Linked DNA regions of Mus musculus: all the other regions are linked to region 3. A link is a loop called in an ENCODE intact Hi-C map of the cell type or tissue named here. Cell type or tissue: left cerebral cortex. All regions are shown on one strand.

The links. A loop is a pair of places that touch in the nucleus more often than their neighbours do. Peaks named below come from ENCODE experiments on the same cell type or tissue, not always from the same donor. Only the 100,000 strongest peaks of a DNase experiment are listed, where the experiment ranks them.
Region 1: a loop joins it to region 3, with 6 times the contacts of the local background. A loop is called at or near these places in 27 of 42 quality-filtered maps.
Region 2: a loop joins it to region 3, with 2.7 times the contacts of the local background. A loop is called at or near these places in 11 of 42 quality-filtered maps.

What each region holds. Positions count from the first base shown.
Region 1 is chr19:33,226,114-33,228,613 of GRCm38, forward strand. It overlaps the pseudogene Rnls. Among named protein-coding and RNA genes, the nearest start is that of Mir3970, 70 kb to the left of the region's middle. In left cerebral cortex, CTCF peaks have their summits at 116 (motif pointing left), 1,068 (motif pointing left) and 1,270; DNase peaks (open chromatin) are centred at 149 and 1,079.
Region 2 is chr19:33,099,855-33,102,354 of GRCm38, forward strand. Gm29863 (a long non-coding RNA gene) reads left to right here. Exons shown (of 5, transcript XR_386659.2): 4 at 879-1,015; 5 at 1,898-2,307. Among named protein-coding and RNA genes, the nearest start is that of Gm29863, 15 kb to the left of the region's middle. In left cerebral cortex, no CTCF peak of the experiment used is centred here; DNase peaks (open chromatin) are centred at 979, 1,642, 1,984 and 2,271; H3K27ac peaks cover 548 bases.
Region 3 is chr19:32,754,659-32,757,158 of GRCm38, forward strand. It overlaps the pseudogene Gm36566. Among named protein-coding and RNA genes, the nearest start is that of Pten, 1.7 kb to the right of the region's middle. In left cerebral cortex, a CTCF peak has its summit at 1,181; DNase peaks (open chromatin) are centred at 209, 744, 1,177, 1,565 and 2 more places; H3K4me3 peaks cover 1,908 bases; H3K27ac peaks cover 2,128 bases.

The sequences.
Region 1 (2,500 bases), 470 kb after region 3:
CAAAGTATTGTTGCTTTAATTATGCCCATTTATTTCAACATTCCAATTTTGGAAATTTTTTAGCTGCCCCATTACATTTTCTTTTGCAAGTGAAAATTGTCACGATGCCCTCTGGTGGAATTAAAATTTTTCTTCCTTCTTTCCTTTCTTCCCTAGCTCTGTCCCTCGCGCCCTCTTTCCCTCCTTCCATCTTCCCTTATCTGTTTATCCTTTTATGTATTTAGAATGAAACACAGGAGCCATGGGATTTATATTACTTTGCAATGCTGACTGACTAGGTATTATATCAAAGGTCAGATTAAAGATGATGGTAACTACAACACTCATAGCTATATTTACAAACATGATCAGAACAGAGGAGCAAGAGTTGGCTGTGGCTCACCAAGAATAAGCAGGACTTGTGTCATTATATCCCCACTAGAGCTGATGCAGCTGACAGAATGGCAAGGCTTTCAAAACTGGTTCTGTGCACCAGGTCACGACTTCAGTACTTCTTTGTAGAGCCATGTCATTCTTCCTTTCCTTTCCTTTCCTTTCCTTTCCTTTCCTTTCCTTTCCTTCTTTCTTCTTTCCTTTCTTTCTTTTCTTTCTTGTTTTTTTTTTTTTTCTTTTAGGCAATCTGGATTACACACCAAACGAGATCCTGCTTAAAAAGAAATCAGACTTTTGGGCGATCCAACCCCTGGAAGATGTCAGGGCTGTTCTTTAAGCAACCATGGTCTTAAGACAGAGGGAAGTAACATTTATCGGAGTAGATTAGTTTCCATATTTGTTTATTTCAATGCAGTAAAAAAAAAATTGAAAAGAAGACAAATGAGTATTTAAATATCTATCAACATGTCCTCAAATTATTTAGTGATTGTTTTAAAATTTCCTAAAAGTCAGACAGTAGAAATAAGCTATGGATATAGTACAGATGCATTCAACCAGCTGATTGCATTACAATTGAATCTTTGGGTTTGGTGCACCCCAAATTAAAAGACAAGAAAAAGAGAAAACAAAACAAACAAAAAACAAAAGGACCCAGGGCTCCTGTACAGCAGGCCGATCTAAATCTCTCAAAGAGTAGTACTGCCCCCTAGCGGGAGTTTGGAAAGATTCTAAGGGCCAGGTGTGAGGGGCTGGTCTCAGGAGGGAGCTATCCAAAGGGAAGTTCCGCACTGTGCTGCTGCTCCAACAATTATTTACACAGTCAAAAAACCTGTCTGCAATGCCTTGTGACCAGGACCAAATTCAGTTTTACATCAAGGCAAAACAGACAAACACAAATCCAATTACTTTCCAGTTATTTTTTTTAAGGAATGCGAATCTGACATAAAGTGAGGGCAGAATGCACATTGTTTCTGTAGTAGCACTAGCATTCTGAGAATGCTAGCGTCAGGATCTCTGCCCACAGATGGGTCTGGAGGGCTCTGGAAGACACAACTGTAGCCATGTCATTTGGAATGTCGAAATTCAAAGCAAGCCCACAAACGGGGCTGACCTCTTTCTTTCTTTACAATTAGACAAATTACAGCAATCCTTCTGAGAATGTCTGTTTGCCTTGGTAATATTATCAATGAATTTCATTTTAGTACAGTAAAGATTGTTGTCAAAATGCTTGCTATAATACACAACAATGAAGGAAACCAGCAGAGACAAATGCTAGACACTTTTCTTGCATGGAGCAATCAACTACTGAAAACAAACCCAAACCCAACCCACAACAAACAAAATGGCCAGAAGGGACTTCTCAGAACCCTTACAGGGAACTGGAGGCTTGCAGCAGTTAGGAGAGTATTGATCACAGAACACAGATGAGTATTTGTGAGTATGAATAAACCTGGGAGTGGTGGTGGATTTCTACTGTTTTATTATCAGCACTCCATCTCCAGCTTTATAATAACCCTGAAAACTGCCTTCCTACAGTCATGAATAGTAGAACAAAGCGAGGACTCTTAAGCTCCATTCCCATAGAACTGTCATCTTCTGACCTGCTTGATGGCTCCCTGAGAACATACCACGCACAGCACTGCCTGTATGCGTTGACTCAGAACTCACTGACTGTCACTGTTCCCCATGGAGATGAATTCCAATCAACTGTAGAAAGGATGCACAGAGATTAACATCACAGCTACCTGAGGTGGGCAGTGCTGACTGATGCACATCAGGGCTTTGCAAAGGTTACAGGAAAACGTGGGGCAAGATGGCATGGGCACCTGTTAAATACGGAGGTGAGCACACACCTACTGTTGTGTGAGTCCTCAGAGAGAATCCAAAACTTTGTTTTGCCTTATCTTATGGCCCTATGAAAGCAGAAAAGGAAGGCTAAAGCAAATTTTCCTTCTGACATGGAGTGTTCAGGGTGTTCTCCAAATGCACATAGAACTCCTTGGAAAGTACTGTGTCATTAGTGAGCTCCTGGTCCAATCACTAGCTGAATGCTAAGTTAAGTATCAGAGACCATGGTGGCTACCTGTGATAGTGACAGCTAGAATGAAGTAATCGTCACCAACAGAAA
Region 2 (2,500 bases), 350 kb after region 3:
AAAGGGAGTTGTCAAGCCTGTGTTCAAACCAAAATTTGCCAAAAAATCCTTTAAAGTAATAATCTTTAGGCAAGACCAGTAGCACTCTCTTGTTTCATTTCAGTGTGTGTGTGTGTGTGTGTGTGTGTGTGTGTGTGTGTGTGTGTATCTTTCCTGTGTTTCCTGCTCCCACCTGAACTGCACAGTAATTAAAAATCACGTCATCTCTCCAGTTGTGCATCAGGGCTACATGCATGTCACTTGGCCACTCTGCTATCTAAATCAGGTGTTGGGGGTGGGGTGGGGAATCAAGGTTAGTGTGAACAGCTGGCATCTGCGTCCGGCCAGGCCAGCTGAACTTCAGCCTGAAGCTTGGCCCAAGCCCAGACTGATAAAGCCTTAGCTTAGCTCTAGATTTCTACAGAATTAGTGTGCAGAATGTAAAGACATGAAGACCAGCTCCATCTGCTGTGCATGTCTCTTGAGGCCATTGGGGGCTTAACTTGCTTTGGGGGAGAAGACAGTAGAGTGGAGTGGGGTGAACCCGGGGGTATCTTTGCCTCTGGCCTGTTTCAACCTATCCATCAAAATGCTGACCTATATTCCAGTGACACATATTAGATCCAAGCAGGACAAACTACCCAGGGTGTCCTCCCCCCTCCCACTTAGGCAAGGGGGCAGCCACATCTGTTCTTTCTCCTCAGGCTCCAGATGTGAGCTGTGAGGGGCAGAAGGAAGGTTGTTAAGAGGCAAGTCCGGTGCAGCAGGAACAGCACTGCATTCTCAGGAAAGCAGCAGTAAGCAGTGGGGTGAAAGAAAGAAAGATAGGTTTTCGGATCCCCAGATCTCCCCCCCCCCCCAAGCCATTGTTTTTAAAATGCTTTCCTGTATTTCTGTAGAGTGGGCAGATGGCAAGATCCTGGAAGTGTAAAACAGCTACAAGAAACAAGATGATTCAGACAGAAGGAGTATGAATAAATCCTGGCTGGTCATCTCATTATTAATCAAGATACCACCACCCACCCTCTACCGCCTTGTAAGTGTGTGCGGGTACAAACACACACACACACACACACACACACACACACACTCACTTGCTTGCATCTGTGCATACATGCATCTCCCTCTATTGCTGACTGCCTTATACCCCTGAAGTAGACTCTCTCACTGAACCAGTGCCGATTTTGTTTTTTGCCTAGGCCGTGGGCTAAAAAGCCACTGTAATTCTCTCTCTTGTCTCTGTCTTCCCTGCCTCAGTGCTGGAATTACAGGCCCACTTGGGTACATTCAGTTTTTTATGTGTGTGCTGGAGATCTGAACTCAGATCCTCACATTCAGGAAATAAGTGTTCCTACCCACCAAGCCTTCTCCTGAGCCTATCTTTAAGTTTTCATGCCTTGTTTCATTTTTAGAAGGGTGCAGTGTACAGTCAGAGCTCTGTTTGAGGCTTTGGATAGGAAAAAAAAAGGCACCATTTTTACATTTTACTTATTTTGTGAATTGGCTCATTTGGAAGATGTGGGGATGAGACCACTCATTGTCAGTAGAGGAAGAAAGAGAAAATGGAACTCCTATGGAGGACGCCAGAGCCGAGAGTCAGGGCCACAACCAAAAGCCAGGGATGGTGCCCTCTAAAGCACAGGAACTGTGCCTAAGAGAGATATTTTCAAGTGGGCCTGTGGTTTACCACAGTGTCCTCGTGATCAGTATAGTGGTCAGATGTCAGGCGTAACTGAAAGTAAGTTCGTTTTCCCACAGTGGGGAGAGAGAGAGGGAGAGAGAGAGGGAGAGAGAGAGGGAGGGAGAGAGGAAGGGAGAGAGAGAGAGAGAGAGAGAGAGAGAGAGAGAGAGAGAGAGAGAGAGAAGCAAAAAAGAAGAAAACATTTGCTCATATGAAACGAATACTTTTCCATTTTAGAGCTGGGCTGGCGCAGGCTTGAAAAAAACGTACCATCACCCGTGTGATGTTTCTGAAGAAAGCCGGAGAAGCAGCAACAGTTGGTGCCTTTGATTAGCAGAACATTTCAATCCCCACCCCATCTTTTCTCCAAATAGTCGTTCACAATGCGAGTGCTCAGCCCCACTGTTTGCTCGGTTCAATAGATCTGGGGGCAAGGGTTATGCCTTCCTGTTACCATGGGGCTGGCAGAGAGAACTGGAGGCCAGTGATCTTAGTCTGAGCTTCAGGATCATGGCTAGCTCCCTACAACTGTCCCCAGATGTTCCCAATTCAACCTGCAGTGCAGATTACGTAATCATCTCTTCACGACGCATGAGCATAGGGGGAACTCTGGGCTCCAAAGAGTTAAATTGTCATCTGCAATGGAATAAATGGTTTAACCACAAATTCATCCTGTGCTCGCCTACTTATGTGTTACCCTGGGTGCATGCATTTCCCCCTTTCAGATATTATTATCTTTTATGATATCATATCTTAAAATGGCTCCTCTGTCATTTAGGAGCAAGGTCTCCTAGGTTCACCACCAGAAATGGAGCTGAGTGCTTTCTGTATTCACATATG
Region 3 (2,500 bases):
ATGCTCTGGAAACAGAAACGGGTCCTTTTTTTTCCTCCAGCCAGGCATCAGGAAGCTTAGGGATGAATGTCTTTCTTTTTCTTTAGAGGAAGATTTCCGAGCTTCTTAGACGCTCCGAGTAATGTCACGCAAGATGCCTCCAGGGAAGAGGCAAAAGAGGGTGATGCTAGTAACAGGGACTCTGGGGACAGGAACGAATGTGGGCCATTTCCCCTTTTCAACCCACTTCTCTTGATGTAACTTCATCCTTATTTTTCCCCACAGCAGTAGTAGACACTCTGCTGAGCACCACTTAGGTTTTTGCTGTGCATCTCAGCTAACACTTTGACATTGGGGATTCTGTGTAAACTAGATCTCCATCTTAGATTAGGCTGTGTGAACCGAATTTATTTACATCGTTAGAAACCAAATAGAGGCCTCTCGGCTATTGTTCTCAGATTGCTCTCATTGGTCATCCCTGCCCTCCCTCTACTGACCAGAACCTTGCCCCAAAACAGCCTGTAATAAACATCAACGCTGGCTTAGCTTGGGCTGCTATCTCTGGCGGAGAGATCTTTAAAGGATGTATCTAAATGCAATGTTTGAGTAGCTTCAGAGAGCTCTAATAGAACTGTAAATATCCCCGGTTTAATTAGCAGTCCTGCAGTTCGGTAATGGCCCATAGCTCTCTGAGCCGAGCCTCTTGAGGTTTCTAGACTTCAGAGGCTGCCTGCAACTATGCTGTGTGGACCTATGAAATTTTCCTTCTCCTGTACTCTAAACCCCCAGCTAGCCTTTCCTAGACACCTACTCGCAATTATTGCAAATCCATAACTGACTACTATCCTCCGGATTTCTAAAATGATCCAGTGTTTCAGCTTAGGTCTCAACTCAGAGATACTTTAGGGCTCAGATTGGCATCCTGAGAATTAAGTCCCCTGGGAAAAGAACAATAAGGAAGAAAACTCTACCTACATTGGAGTTGATGTCATTTTTTTTTTCCCTCCAAGCTCAAGGTGATCGCTTGCTTTGTGGCTGGTTGGTGGGGGAGGAGGGGCTGTACGCTAGTTATCAGCATTTCTGAACCAGCTCTCTCAACCGCGACAGGTCAGCCAATCCCGGCAGTAAGCTTTTACTTGACAGGTTTGTTCTGGGCTGACAGCCATTGACTAGGTGCTCAGATAAGTCACTTGGCTGAGTCTACGGTAGGTGGGGCGCGCTCACCAGTTCAGGGGCAGTGACTGGAAGTTTGTTGCAACATCGGTAAGCCTAACCAGCCAGCAGCAACAGGAGATACCCTTTTGCCCCGCGAGTACAGATCTAGAAAGGGTTCACCTCATTAAGCGAAGGAGATGCGTCAATCCCCCCCACCCCCGCCCCGCGCCTCCCCCTAGGGCCCGGCCTCTTCTCCCACGGTTGGGAACGCGCGGTGTGGGCAGATCCAGAACAGGAGTCTCGTGTCCCGGCCTTCTGGCTAGCTCTATGGGTTACAAGCGAAAGGGAGGAACAGCTTGGGGACTCTCCGCGTCAGCGTGCACAAACCGGCGGCGGCCAGCAGAGAGGGGTGGCGGGGGCACGTGCTTGGATGTGGCTGCTTGTGTAACCAGCTCCCCAGGCGCTCGGCCCCGACAGCGCTCCTGCGGACGGCTCGTGGATGCTATTCTCTGCTCCGATCCGGCAAGAGAGGGGTCCAGCAGACCACACGGGAGAAGGAGGCGGGGGCGATCACCTAATAGAGCAGAGGGGACCAAGCTCCTGCCCCAGGAGCACACAGATAGGGGAATGGGAATTTGGAAAGTTCCCCAACTAGGACCACACGTGACCTCCTCCTGAAAGTAGTTCCGACCGCGGCTCATGTATCCTTCCACCTCGCCTTTGAGCCCTCCCAGGCCTGCTCGCCCCGCCCACTCGCTGGCTGCAGCTTCCGAACGTCCCATACTCCACACCCGGGCTCAGTAACCGGGTCCTCGAACATGCAAGGTCCGACAGGGTCAGAACCTGGCCATCGCGATCCAATTCTGCCGGGTTTTCATAGCGGCCACGAAGTGGGGATTGGGGGTGGGGGCTTAGCTCTTTGAAGACTGAGCTTGGCTGTGATCCGGTAGACCCACCGCTGCGGGGAGCTGCGGGTCTCATCACCGGGCGGTGGAGGGGTGTGTGTGAGGTGCACTCTATTCACGGAGACCCACTTTGTCCAACCAGGGGTGTCCTTTGGGCCCTGGAAACTCAGGGGAGATGTGAATGTACACGCCCCGTATGCACAATCATCATGCTTGGCTGGGAGCGTTCATCTTTCGGGCAAATGAACCCAGCTGCCTGGGAAGCAAGAGGCGGGGCAGGGAACCGGAGCCCGATGAGGTGACCCACGCGGGAGACACAATAGGGGTTGTTCTTTGTGCAAAGACTGACACCTTGAGGACACCGTGAGGGGGAGAGGTGTGTTATCTAGGTAAAGACTGTCGCCGACAAATCCTAGCGAAGCACTGCAATCTGACCACAGCGCAGGGCAGGGAATGAAAGC